Linked DNA regions of Homo sapiens: region 2 is linked to region 1. The links are chromatin contacts, found by Hi-C or POLR2A ChIA-PET in ENCODE. All regions are on one chromosome and are shown on one strand. The core of a region is the stretch at or near the end of the contact, and the rest is flanking DNA. Distances in the headings are between cores, read along the strand shown. Region 1 holds the start of GGTA1 (glycoprotein alpha-galactosyltransferase 1 (inactive)). Region 2 has its middle 18 kb from the start of DAB2IP.

The links. Hi-C counts contacts between places; a loop is a spot of excess contacts on that map. ChIA-PET counts read pairs that join two places held with the same protein, here RNA polymerase II (POLR2A). Pooled maps may share reads with other maps.
Region 2: a pooled map shows a loop between it and region 1 (2.1-fold over the local background). The contact joins the enhancer-like site here to the promoter of GGTA1 in region 1. A Hi-C loop is called at or near these places in 1 of 50 pooled maps. POLR2A ChIA-PET finds 5 or more read pairs at or near these places in 2 of 52 experiments (AG04449 and activated naive CD4-positive, alpha-beta T cell).

Annotation. Positions count from the first base shown.
Region 1 is chr9:121,498,498-121,505,957 of GRCh38, reverse strand. It overlaps GGTA1 (glycoprotein alpha-galactosyltransferase 1 (inactive)), which reads left to right and starts at 6,114. Exons shown (of 6, transcript NM_001382585.1): 1 at 6,114-6,308. RefSeq lists a silencer at 6,065-6,164.
Region 2 is chr9:121,629,989-121,636,475 of GRCh38, reverse strand. It overlaps a transcript of DAB2IP not described here. Among named protein-coding and RNA genes, the nearest start is that of DAB2IP, 18 kb to the left of the region's middle. RefSeq lists enhancers at 1,250-1,319, 1,446-2,108, 4,210-4,958. Within about 2 kb of position 1,377, at least 6 of the 41 ENCODE cell types and tissues checked have a DNase peak (open chromatin) inside an H3K27ac peak, as active enhancers do.

The DNA.
Region 1 (7,460 bases), core at 4,865-7,364:
CCCAGTTTCTGGTTCAGGCCACCGTGATCCTTCTAAGCATGGGGGCTCAGCCAGCAATTTCATCTCTCAGTGCTGAGCTCAGCCACTGGTGCCCTGGGGGTTTGCGGTGCCCACTCACTGCCCCTTCCCCCCAGGGGAAACTCTCCTTTTCATCCCCCAGAAACATTAAGCATGCATTCTGCCCCTTTCTCTGACCCAAGGCTTCAGGGCTTATCCGGAAGGTTAGGAACTTAGAAATGCAAAGGGCTTGTATACTCTCTTTGGTAGGGAGGGTGCTTAAGCTCCCCGCCGAGGGTGGGATGTCTTCCATTCCTTCCTGAGCCAAATAATCTCCCCTTTTTGCAATACTCAGCAGCTCAGATTGGCTCAGCCAAGGGGTCTTCTTTCTACAACAGCGGGAAAACAAAACCCAAGCTCTCTGTGGGCCAGCACAGCACCCGCAGCCCCTTAATCCAGTCCCCGTGGATCCGCCTGAGAGACAGGGTCTATGAATCCATTTTAGAGATAGACGAGCTCTTTCATAGTGAGCAACACCGTCATCAGAATGGCTGTTGCTGGCCGGGCACGGCGGCTCACGCCTGTAATCCCAGCACTTTGGGAGGCCGAGGCGTGGATCACTAGAGGTCAGGAGTTCAAGACCAGCCTGGCCAACATGGTGAAACCCTGTCTCTACTAAAAGTACAAAAAGATTAGCCGGGCGTGGTGGCACATGCCTGTAATTCCAGCTACCCGGGAGGCTGAGGCAGGAGAATCGCTGGAACCCAGAAGGCAGAGACTGCAGTGAGCCGAGATCGCACCATCACACTCCAGCCTGGGCGGCAGAGTGAGACTCCATTTCAAAACAAAATAAAAAGACCAACCTGGGCAACACAACGAGACCCTGTCACTCTCTCTCTCTCTTTTTTTTTTTTCCCCTGAGATGGAGTCTAGCTCTGTTGCCCAGGCTGGAATGCAGTGGTGTGATCTCGGCTCACTGCAACCTCCGCCTCCCGGGTTCAAGCGATTCTCCTGCCTCAGCCTCCCAAGGAGCTGGGACAACATGCATGAGCCACCACATCTAGCTAATTTTTTGTATTTTTAGTACAGATGCAGTTTCACCATGTTGGCTTGGATGGTCTCGATCTCTTGACCTCATGATCCACCTGCCTCAGCCTCCCAAAGTGCTAGGATTGCAGGCGTGAGCCACTGTGCCTGACCTGACCCTGTCTCTTAAAAACGTAAAAAAAGCCAGGTGTGGTGGCATGCACCTGTCATCCCAATACTCAAGAGGCTGAGGTGGGAGGATCGCTTGAGTCTGGGAGGTTGAGGCTACAGTGAGCCAAAATGGCGCCATTGCACTCCAGCCTGGGCAACAGAGATCCTGTCTCAAGGAAAAAAAAAAAAAAAGAATCTGAAGCTAGGTGGATTATCTCAGGCTTGTTCTACTACATACAAATTTTATTTCTAATGCCCAGAAGATAACATGCAAACTCTCGAGAAGACCTGGTACGTTAGCTTTTTTAAATGTGTGTTTTAAAATTGTTTTTATGTACTTAATTTTAAAAATACATAAGACATTCTCATGGAACAACAATCTGAAAGTGTAAAAAGGTTTACAGGTCAGGTGTGGTGGCTCATGCCTGTAATCCCAGCACTTTGGGAGGCCGAGGCAGGCGGATCACAAGGTCAGGAGTTCGAGACCAGCCTGGCCAACATGGTGAAACCCTGTCTCTACTAAAAATACAAAAATTAGCCAGGCATGGTAGTACCTGTTGTCCCATCTACTCAGGAGGATAAGGCAGGAGAATCACTTGAACCCGGGAGGCAGAGGTTGCAGTGAGCTGAGATTGCTCCACTGCACTCCAGCCTGGAAGGCAGAGTAAGACTCCGTCTCAAGAAAAAAAAAAAAAAGGAAAAAATATAAAATGCAAACCCCTGGTCTTCCCCTTCCAAGCCTCCCTGCTGTGACTCCTCAGCTGGCCTCTCTGGCCCAATGTCCTCCTGCAGGGATCTCACGGTCCTTCTCCCGTGCCAGGGCACACATACTTTTCCCTGCCCCGCACCCCTTCCAAATGCTGTCTGTTCATTCCACTTCCTCCAAGACTCTACTCTCACGTTCCCTTCTGCTTCTCCGGACCAACCTTACCACTCCTGGGAATTTCTTTAAAACACCTCCCCCCAGGCCCCCAAGACCTAGGAGTTTCCCCACCTGCGTGGGGCTGAGAAGCAAGTGAGAGAGCTATGGGAACAAAACCTAGCTCTGCAAATGCCAAGCTTGTGATTGTGAGGAAGTCACTGCCATCTGGATCTCGTTTCCTCATCTATAAATTGAGGGCTGGGACTGGCCATCTCTCAGGGTTCCTGGGCTGTGTGTTTTTCTAGTTCTGTGGAAGTTTTGCACTTCCTTTATCTGGTATTTCTGTGAAAAAGGCTCATCAGACTTTGGGGAAATCGATCCTCCCCCTGCCTCCCAGCTCACTGTTACTGACATTTCTCTTCCCCACCAAGATCTCAAGGAGGGCATTTTCCCTGCCAAGAACATTCTGGAAGTGCATTCCAAACCCTGCCTGCCAGAGGCCACCTCACCTTGGTGTTTCTGACATGGAGAATCTGAGGAAGAAAGGGGAGGACAGAGGGAGGACAGGGTGAGAGAGGATGGGAAGAGGAAATGCAAGAAATGCAAGAGGTGGTTATCCAAGTCACTGGGGAGGGCCTACCAGTAGTAGGCTCCAGGTGGGCTTAACAGAAGTGTTAGGCCAGGCGTGGTGGCTCAAGCCTGTAATCACAGCACTGTGGGAGGTCAAGGTGGACAGATCACCTGAGGTCAGGAGTTTGAGACCAGCCTGGCCAACATGGCGAAACCCCGTCTCTACTAAAAATGCAAAAATTAGCCAGGCATGGTGGCATACAACTATAATCCCAGCTACTCAGGAGGCTGGGGCAGGAGAATCACTTGAACCCGGGAAGTGGAGGTTACAGTGAGCTGAGATCGAGCCAGTGCTCTCCAGCCTGGGCAACAAGAGCGAAACTCCATATCAAAAAAAAAGGAAGTGTTACCGGTGGAGGGTGTGTAGGTTCTTGGCATTCTGAGCAAAGAATTGGACAAAAATGCAGAAACAAAGCAAGGAAAAAATGAAGCAACAAAAGCAGAGATGTAATGAAAATGAAAGGCGGAGGTTGCAGTGAGCCAAGATCATGCCACTGCACTCCAGCCTGGGCCATAGAGCGAGACTCTGTCCCAAAGGAAAAAAAAAAAAAAAGACAACCTCAGAACTGAAATGTGATCCTGGGAAGGCTACCAAACATGTAAAAGGTTTACAAAAATTTGCATTGTCATGAATTATTATAATCTTTTATAAGTCATTCAACCAGTTTGCAGAGAGAGAGAGAGGGGCCAGAAGTCCAACTGGTAGGAAATTCTTACCCTAGGCCAGCGCGGTGGCTCACACTTGTAATCCCAGCACTTTGGGAGGCCGAGGTGGGTGGATCACGAGGTCAGGAGTTCAAGACCAGCCTGGCCAAGATGGTGAAACCCACCTCTACTAAAAACTACAAAAAGTAGCCGGGTGTGGTGGCAGGTACCTGTAATCTCAGCTACTCCGGAGGCTGAGGCAGGAGAATCACTTGAACCTAGGCGGCAGAGGTTGCAGTGAGCCGAGATCACACCATTGCACTCCAGCCTGGGTGACAGGGCGAGACTCCATCTCAAAAAAAAAAAAAAAAGAAAGAAATTCTTACCCTATTGTTGGCATGTTAGGTTTCTGGGTTCTTTCTCCTTGAGCGGCCCAAATGATGCTGCTCGACTGTATGCAAACAAACACATTGCCATGAATTAAGAATATTCCAGTGGCTCATGCCTGTAATCCCAGCACTTTGGGAGGCTGAGGCAGGCAGATCACGAGGTCAGGAGATTGAGACCATCCTGGCTAACACGGTGAAACCCTGTCTCTACTAAAAATAAAAGAATTAACTGGGCATGGTGGCATGTGCCTGTAGTCCCAGCTACTCAGGAGGCTGAGGCAGGAGAATCCCTTGAACCCAGTAGGTGGAGGTCAGGCTGGTCTTGAACTCCTGACTTCAAGTGATCCGCCCACCTCGGCTTCCCAAAGTGCTGGGATTACAGGCGTGAGCCACTGTGCCCGGCCTAACCATGTTTTTAATAGCCAGTGAGCATCAGGTGCTCACCTAAACATAAGGAAGGATATCAAAGTTAAATACATAGCTATTTTTGCCAACAACTCAGAAGATTTAGCTAATAGTATTAAATTAACTCTCATTTGTCAAAAAAAAAAAAAAAGCACGCAAACCAAGATCATTTTGTTTTGGCTGGGTTTATAGTTTTATAACCTTCTATGCCAAACTCTGACACCTCAAAGTATTTAGCAGAGACAAATATAAAGTCCAGACAAAAATGTATGCTGACAATTCTGAAAGCATTTCTATTTTACCAATAATTTTAAAACCAGCCTGTTTATTAAAGTTATACTTAAGTCATATGAACTTGAAAATTGCTTAGACTTATTTAGTTAATTTATGAGCACTCTTTTATTTATATGCCAATTTGGTAGGCACAAGATATAACAGTAAGTGTACCTACAAATAAACACATCTAGACATGTATATACCGACACAAACAAAGATCCAATAGCTTGGAACTGTAGCCATGAGATAGCAATACAAGCTCGCTGGTTTTACTTTGTTTGCCCCAATAGATAATCCAATGAAGGCTGTGAACTAAAATTTTGGGTAAAGTAGTTTTCATGGCAGTTTGATTTTTTTGTTTGTTTGTTTGTCTATTCATTTAAGACTGAGTTTCGCTCTGTCACCCAGGCTGCAGTGCAGTGGCGCAATCTCGGCTCACTTCAACCTCCACCTCCTGGGTTCAAGTGATTCTCCTGCCTCAGGCTCCCAAGTAGCTGGGATTATAGGCGTGTGCCACCATGCCCAGCTAATTTTTTGTATTTTTAGTAGAGACAGGGTTTTACCATGTTGGCCAGGCTACTCTCGAACTCCCGACCTCAGGTAATCCACCCATCTTGGCCTCCCAAACTGCTGGGATTACAAGCTAGAACCACCTCGCCTGGCCTGGCAGTTTGATTTTTATTTGTATTTATTTTTTATTTTTTCTTTTCTTTCTCAGTCTCCAGCCTCCCGAGTAGCTGGGATTACAGGTGCACGCCACCAGGCCTGGGGAATTTTTCTATATTCTGTAGAGACGGGGTTTCGCCACGTTGCCCAAGCTGGTCTGGAAATCCTGAGCTCAAGCAATCCGCCCACCTCGGCCTCCCAAAGTGCTGGGATTACAGGCGTGAGCCACCGCGCCCGGCCGAATTATTTAAGAAGCGAATTTCTTAGTCTATGAAAATGACGTTCAACGGCAAATGGCAAAATGAAGTTCTGACTTTTCCACCTGTAAAGTAGATTGATATGAGCGGGAGTGAGAAGACCTTGTCGCTATCAGTATAAGACAAGAGAACTGAGGGCAGCCAGTTGTGGCCACAGCAACTCTCTGAGTGAATTGCTGCCACACTGGGCACAGAAGCGCACACTCTGAAATCGAATGTTTGGATTCCTTTCTACATAATTCTACTAAAGAGTTATTCCACAGCCTAGGGGCTGCCTTAGAGCCCCGTTTGAGACACTCTGGGCTCACAGATCATGAAGTCAGTGCGCAAACGCGGGCAGACCCTGAACCAGGTGCCCAACGCCCAGCCCTCACTTCCAGAGCTCAGGACTCTCGCAAGAGCGACTCCAGCCCCGGCCTGCCGCTGTCTACATTCGCGCTCTTCCTTCCTCGGGAAACAAACGGTGGATCAGATCTCCAAGGCTCTGAGTTTCCCAGAGTTTGGCCGTGCGCCAGCGCAGCGCAGCCCCTCCCAGCAGCACAGCACAGACCCCACCCCATCCTCCAACGCCCGGGGTTCCTGCTCTATCACCTACACCACCACCACCACGTGCAGGCCCGAGAAGGCAAAAGAGGCCCAGCCACTCTCACCGGGGATTTTATCCGCCTCCCCGGCACACACACACTCTCACTCACGCACTCGCTCGCCGGCCTTCCAGCTGTCTGTGTCCGGGGCGGGGACCGGCTTGGCGCAGCCCGCTGTCAGCGCTCGCCGGCTCCTCGCGCCCCTACCCGCTGCGCTCTGCCCAGAGCAGAAGCCCGGCCGGCCGGCCCACGGGCGGGAGGACGCGCCTCCGCTCGGGCGGAGGCGGCGCGGTGGCTGATCAGAGCGCGTAGGGCTTCGCCGGGGCCGGGAGCTGGGCGCGGTCCTGCTCAGCCCAGCTCACCGCGCGCCGGCCCTCGGCGCCCTGGTTCTGCGGATCAGGTGGGTCCCGCGGGGAGCCGCCCAGGTCCCCGGAGGCCACGAGCAGGACACGGACGGGGGGCTCCGCGCTTGGGAGAGGGTGGTGAGGGAGTGGAGGCGGGCCGCTGCTCCGGCGCTGCCCGGTGTCTGCCCTGCCTGTGTCCCTGCTTTTGTTCTTGTCGCTACCTCGGTGCCAAATCGGACCCAGTTTCTGTCCCTCTGTCCCCATCCTGTGGCCGTCCCTCCCTCTGTCCAGCCTTCCAAGACTGGAGCCTGAAGAGCTGCAAGCTGAGGTTCCCCCACGGGTCCGCGGGGTTGGGGTGGGGGAAGAGAGGGGAGACGCAGGGGACACAGGATGCGACCAAGTAAGTCGCAGTGAGTGAGGGGTCTGTCCTTGCCTGTGGGGCAGGACAGAGGAATGGCTCTTGCCCAGGACAAGATAGGAAGGGCGCGCCTCTGGGAAGGGGAATCTGGGAGTGGGGGGATAAAGTGAGGGTCGCAGGAACCCCAAGGAGGAAGGGAATAGAGAGGGAGATGTCAGAGAGCTTCGGAGAGCCGAGGACTCAGTCAGACGCCCAGCATGGGGAAAGTTTCCGACACTAACTTTGGCATCCGGGGTGCCTGCAGCACTGGGGCGATGGGAGGCGGGAGTTTCCTCCAACTCTTCAAACCTTGCTCCTACTCGAAAAGGACACCACCCCGCGTTTGGAAATGGCAGGAAAACGGCTAAACACAATGATTGCACAAACTCTTGAAGAAAGTAAAAAAAAAAAAAACAGTAAAAAGAAGAAGAAAAAAATGTCAGCGCGCAAAGAGCCAGAGAAGCAGAGGGATTTGAGATTCCTCGATCTTCCCGCTGTGGCGGCCGGGAGGGACTGGGAGGCGCGGAGGGTGTGAGAGCCGCTCCTCCGGCAGGAAGGAACCGAGACCCGAGGCAGGTGTTTTGAGGCTTTGCTCTTCCTTTGCACTCCTTCGGGCTCCTGAGCAGGCCGGGCTGCCTCCTTCCTTTACCTGGAAACAGGCGTGTCTGAGGAAGCAGGAGATGTAGGGTGCAGCCCTGGCCTGCCGCTTGCTGCCAGTAAGGAACCACCTTCCCAGACAGAGCCTCAGTTTCCCCGATTGTGAAATAAGGATACTACTGGAGACCTTCCTTCCAGTCTCTGAGTAAGGAAA
Region 2 (6,487 bases), core at 128-2,627, 140 kb before region 1:
CTCCCACCCAGCCACCAGGTCTGCTTCCCTCCTCCCTCCTGCTCCTGAAAGTTTCTGCTTCCACTTTATAGTTTCCGTGGCAACCACTTCTCTTCCTTTGATTGTTTCCTTCTTCTCAGTCACTTTGCCATCTTATGCTAAAAGGAGAATAAAAGCAGGCCAGAGCAGGAGGTCTGGCCAGGAGGAAGAGGATGGAGAGTGACAGGGCCAGGGGTAGGGGGGTGACCTCTGCAGTGCAGCCCTGGTTCCACCCCCAAAAGACATCTGAGGCTGGGCACCGTGGCTCACGCCTGTAATCCTAGCACTTTGGGAGGCCGAGGCAGGTGGTTTGCCTGAGCTCAGGAACTCGAAACCAGCCTGGGCAACATGGCAAAACCCATCTCTACTAAAAAAAAATACAAAAAATTAGCTGGGCATGGTGGCATGTACCTGTAGTCCCAGCTACTCAAGAGGCTGAGACACGAGAATCACTTGAACCTGGGAGGCAGAGGTTGCAGTGAGCCGAGATCGTGCCACTGCACTCCAGCCTGGGGAGACAGAGCAAGACTCCATCCCCCAGACCCCCCCCCAAAAAAGACATCTAAACAGGGGACTGTCCCTTGGGAAGGTCCTCTGCAGCAGGGTCCCACAAATGTGACTCTCCTGGGCAGACTGCCTGCCAGGCCCTGCAGGGGATGCCCATGGCTGCGTCTTTAAGGCTCTGCGTGGGGCTGGGCCAAAACCCGCTCCCCACTGTCTTGTCTTCACCCAGAGTGCTTTGTGTTTGAATGGCCTCCACCCTCAAGCCCCACCCTCTCTAGCTCTGGATATCCTTTCTTGTCCAAGGCCTCGCTCCCATCTCAGCGCCCCTCCTTCCTGTGGTTGCCCTGGTGCTTCCTAACCTCTCTCTCAGGTGGCCTTCTTCCCTGCAGACAGGCCATGTTGGCAGCAAAGCCAGTGCCTCCTTCACTCCGTTTCCATGCCCAGGCCCTGCACGGGGCTAAGCACACAGTAGGTCCACAGGAGGTGGCCCTGAACCTATGGCCAGAGAGACCAGAGTTCCAGTTTCAGCTCTACCACCAACTAACTGTGAGCCCTTCACAGATTTACTCTAGAACTTGGTGCTCCTGGTGGTAAAATAAGGATGGAATTAACTTCCTCACAAGATGTTGGAGACTGAAATGAGTTTGTGGGGGGTCTGAAAGAGCCTGGAAATTTCTGAAGTGCCCTACCAGGTCCGAGGTTATTTTTAGGCATTGAATTAGTGCTGTCCAATGAACAGCCCCAGGGTCTCCTTGACCCCACACACGGCTCTCTTTCTCCACCTGCTGACCTCCTGAGGCATTGACCGGCCACACGGAGGCCTGGCCTCTCCAGCCCCCTCCACTCCATAGCCACCCTCTGCCAAGCTTCCCCTTCGCACATAGACATACACGCACATGCACACACACATACACACGCACGCGCACACACACACACATATACACAGGTCTGAGGCTGGGTGGGCCGCACTGGCACACAGGGCCCCATGGTATCAGGCATCAAACCTGCCTGGTGTTGGCTGTTCTGGCTGAGGGGGCTGGGGGTGCCTCTGAGGTGCAAGTCAGCAGGGAGCAGCCGAGCCCACGGGGTGAGGGTGGGAGTGGAAGAGCAGCTTCCTCCCAGCCTAGCCACAGGTGGTGGCTGGGGTGGGGGCAGGACCAATGGGGCTGTCCACTGCCTTCTCCTATTGCTATCATCTGCTTCCTTTAGAGGCTAGACCACCAGGGCCAGGGGTCTGGGTAGGCTACCCAGTTACATCTCCCGGAAGTGCTCTCCCCAGAGAAAGGTGCTCCTCTTCCACACTCCCACGAGGGCCTCCCCACTTCCTCTTTGGCGCTGACAGTGAACTCCACCCCCACTGCCCACCCATTCTCAGACCTGCGCGTCACCCCTTCCAAACTGCGCACCGAGGCTGCACCTGCCCAGGCTTGTGCTGGAGTGAGGCTGCTTTCTAGGCACAAGGGGACACCTGGGGCCACAGTGGCTCAGGGTGGGGCTCCTGTGTACACTAAGGGTGGCCATTTCACCCTCCTCCAAAGACCTGCAGGGTTGAAGGACTTTGAGCAGATTCAGAAAAAAACAAAGGCTTGTGAAATGTCAGAACTAAGAGAGTAAAGGCGGGGTCAAGTGTGGCCGGCCGGGGCCTCTGCCTCCTCCATCTCTCCTCTTTCTGGCCCTACTCCTGTCTTAAAAGCACAGGATTCCCATGTTGTCATTGGGAAGCCAGGCCATTCAGCTCCTACCCCGGGGTGCATAGGGGACCCTTCCTAGGAGTTGGCATGTGAAAACCAATGCAAGTCATGGCATGGTCTCTGGAGGACCCTTCAAGAACTGTGTCCCTTTGTGTCCTGAGAGGGCTCTGACACAGTCCCTGTCCTCAGAGAGCTGACAGTCTGGTGGGACACATAGGCTTCCACAGAGAGTCTCGAACAAGGGCCCAAGGCAGAGGGACCACAAGGGAGGAAGTAACTAATTTTGACTGACAGGGCAGGGAGAAATCAAGAAAGGCTTCACAGAGGAGGTGGCATCTGGGCCAAGCCTTTGAATAGGACTCCAAGAGGCTGAGGGTGTTGAGGAAGAGAGCAGCAGCCCCAGACCCATGGCAGAGACCTAACTTGACTTCCCTTATCCAAATGCCATGTACTTAGACTATGGTGAGGGTTTGGGCCTGGAGGATGCTGTCCTGATGTCCCCTTAGCTGAGCCTTAAATCTCCCACAACGGTCCAGAATGAGGCACATCCAGGCCAGCTCCTGTGGCCAAACCCTGGGGCAATGTCTGTCCTGGTCACTGCTGTCTCTGGGCAATGGTCTGAGAGCACCAAGGGGGATAGAGCCTGCCAGGTCTTAAAAGCCTAATGAAAAGAGTCTCCTCGAGTTCCCAGAGCAGCCCATTCCAGGATTTCACACCACCCCACAGTCAGCCAGGAAGTTCTTCCTCCTATCTAACCTACATCTCTCTTGCTGAAACGTACACCCACCTTGCTTTGGAGACACAGGAATAACAAAGCACAGACGCTGAACGGCCTCACCAGGCACTCTGTTTGCAGCAGAGGTGGTTTGGTAGGGGGGGTGGGGTCAGTGGGCAAAGACACAACCCCTGGCTCTGACAAGAGAGAACAAGGCCCTCTTTGTGCACATGATTAATTTATAGGCCTGGGGAGGGTCAAGCGGGAATGTCCTCTCTCTGGGCCTCGAAGGCTTCCCTGACCCAATTTAGAAGCTGCGTTTATTGTATTGTTCATGTCAAACCTTCCCGATGAGGTCTCTATTCCCAGCGTGCTCATGAATTTTTCAGGAGTTTAATAGTGCACAATTTGAGAACAATTTATTAAGAAGATTAAGCCCCCCAAATATGCATCCACATGCTCTACAAAACAGCAAATTTATTCTCCGGCATCAGTGGGCTCCCACTGCCCGGAGCAGCTGGAACCCCTCAGTCTGGGAGAGAGGGAAGCTGAGCAGGGTTGGGGAGCCCCCCGAAAGGGTCTAGGGGAAAGTGCATATGGAATTCCAGGACCCCAAGTATCAGCCCCAGTGTGAGCAGGCCCAGAGGTGAAGCTGCTCCTGCAAAATCCCACGTTCAAAGACCCCACCTTTGTCACACCACCTTGCCCACCGCATTCCTCTTCAGGGAGGCTCCAGCGCTCACTCACAGTGGGACGCTGGTCTAGACACTTCCTGCTCTGAGACTTAGAAACCCAAGTGGAGCTCCCAGTGTCACTCTCTGAGGCCTGTCTCATTCACTGCACCTTCCCGACCCTGGGAACTCCTGGAGGAAAAGAACGGGGTTAGACGGCACCAGGTGTTGGAATGAGATGGAGTTTGTGTTTGACCCTTCCTGGGGGGTGGGAGTCTATGCTGGAGGGGCCAGAGGAGGCCTTGCTAAGGGAAAGCTGGGCAGAGGAGGTGAGGGCAGGGGAGGGGGTGTCCTGGCCCCAGCCCTTAGGGTCAGCAGGGAAGAGAGCACCTGGAGACCTGGTCTGTGCTCAGATACCAGCTGCAGAGACCCGGGCTTTGGTCCTGATCTGAAACTTCAGACTTGGCCGCGTTTGTCCCTGCATCTCCTCCAGTCCACTGGGTCACCAGGACCCATCTGTTTTATCACCGGTAATAAACAACCAGAGCTATGGCGTGTCCAGAGCTTACTCTGTGCCAGGAACTGTGCTGAGCTTTAAATCCCTTGTCACATTTTACGCCCACAGCAACTCTGCGAGACAGGTGCTGCTATCACCGTGCGTCTTAGATGAGCAAATTAATTCGCAAGCGTAACAAACACGCCCGAGGCCACGCAGCTAGTAACCCGCAGAGGCCACAATTCAAACCCAGGCGGTCAGTCCCAGCCCCAGAGGTCTGAGCCTCCTGACCTTCCACCTCATTCCATGGCTGGGACGGCCCCTGTCTCTCCCCACGAGGACCCTGGGCTCAGTTCAGCTCTCCACATTCCCCATCAGATGACTGCAAGGTGTCAACGATGGCCACCCAGCCTCCCGCCCATCCTCTCCCATCGTCTCTCCACACACCAACCAGGGGGTCTGTCCTCAAACCCAAACCTGCCCTGCTCCCTGCTGAAAGCCCTGCCACGGTTCCCTGGGCCAACAGCAGAGTGCAAGCTTCTTTTTTTTTTTTTTTTTTTTTTTTTTAGACGGAGTCTTGCCCTGTAGCCAGGCTGGAGTGCAGTGGCACAATCTCAGCTCACTGCAACCTCCACCTCCCGGGTTCAAGCGATTCTCCTGTCTCAGCCTCCCAAGTAGCTGGGGCTACAGGCACATGCCACCACGCCCAGCTAATTGTTGTATTTTTAGTAGAGACGGGGTTTCACCATTTGGGCCAGGATGGTCTCGATCTCTTGACCTTGTTATCCGCCAGCCTCGGCCTCCCAGAGTTCTGGGATTACAGGTGTGAGCCACCGCGTCGGGCCGCAAGCTTCTTTGCCTTGCATTCAGGACTTCCATTCCCACCTCCCTCTGCTCTCTCCCGTACCCTCCAGTTGAACCCTGCTCCTCCCTGGGCACCACTCATGCCCCAGCCTTCTGGACTCCATTTCTTTGCTTAGTCTGGTCCCTCTCAGCCTGACCTGCTTTCCCCTGTCTCTTACGTCAAAATTTTCAAGGCCCAAATCCAATGCCACCTCCTCCATGAAGCCTTCCCAGGATGGTCAATCAGGTCCCAGTGGTGGAAGTGACTTCTCTCTCCTCCTCTGAACTCCTGACAGTGCAGGGAGCTGTTCAGCTGTCTGTGTGCCTTGCCCCCTCCCGCAACCAGGCCAGGAGCTCCTTGAGGCAAGGTCCTCTCTCACCAGGAGCTGCTGTCCCCCAAAGGCCAGCACAGAGATGGGTACAAAGAGCAGCCTTGCCCAGTGCAGACTTCAGTCCATTTGACAGTCAGACACCTCATCCCTGTCAGCATGGGGTAGCCCCCAGCCTGTGAGGGCCCCTCCCTGGGCCTCAGCAGGAGCCCTTTACCTTTCTTAGATGCCATGGGCCCTTTGGGCTCTAGTAAGGTCTAAGGACCCCCTCTCAGAAAAATGTTTTTAAATACATAAAACAGGCCGGGCATGGTGGCTCATGCCTGTAATCCCAGCACTTTGGGAGGCCAAGCCGAGTGGATTGCCCAATGTCAGGAGTTCGAGACCAGCCTGGCCAACATGGTGAAACCCTGTCTCTACTAAAAATACCAAAATTAGCTGGGTGTAGTGGTGCACACCTGTAATCCCAGCGACTCGGGAGGCTGAGGCAGGAGAATTGCTTGAACCCGGGAGGCGGAGGTTGCAGTGAGCCAAGATTGCATCACTGCACTCCAGCCTGGGCAACAGAGCAAGACTCCATTCAAAAATATATATAAAAATTAAAAATTAATAAATAAAAATACAAAAATTAGCCGGGTGTGGTGGCGCATGCCTGGTTATCAAAAAAAAAAAAAATTTTTTTATGAGATGGAGTCTTGCTCTGTTGACCAGGCTGGAGTGCAGTGGCACAGTCTTGGCTCACTACAACCTCTACCTCCCAGGCTCAAGCAATTCTCCTGCCTCAGCCTCCCAAGTAGCTGGGCTTACAGGCACCTGCCACCATGCCTGGCTAATTTTTTGTGTTTTTAGTAGAGACAGGGTTTCACCATGTTGGCCATGCTGGTCTCAAACTCCTGACCTTGTGATCTGCCTGCCTCCACCTCCCGAAATATTTTTAATGCTATAGCAATATATGTGCTTCTTTATTAATGCCTTAGAGAACAAGATCTGGGGCTAATAACTATTGTAATTTTGAAGTACGGTGAACAAAAATGTTATTTTAGGATACCCATGACAACTGGGTATCTCATGTCCTATTATCAGGTCCACAATAATAGGACATGAGAATTTCTGCAATTCCTATGATTTCTGCAACATCATAGAATGGCTAATGCCACTGTGGTTGATCATCTACATTTATAATTGCAGGAATTACCATTTGTAATTCTAATTAATGGTTC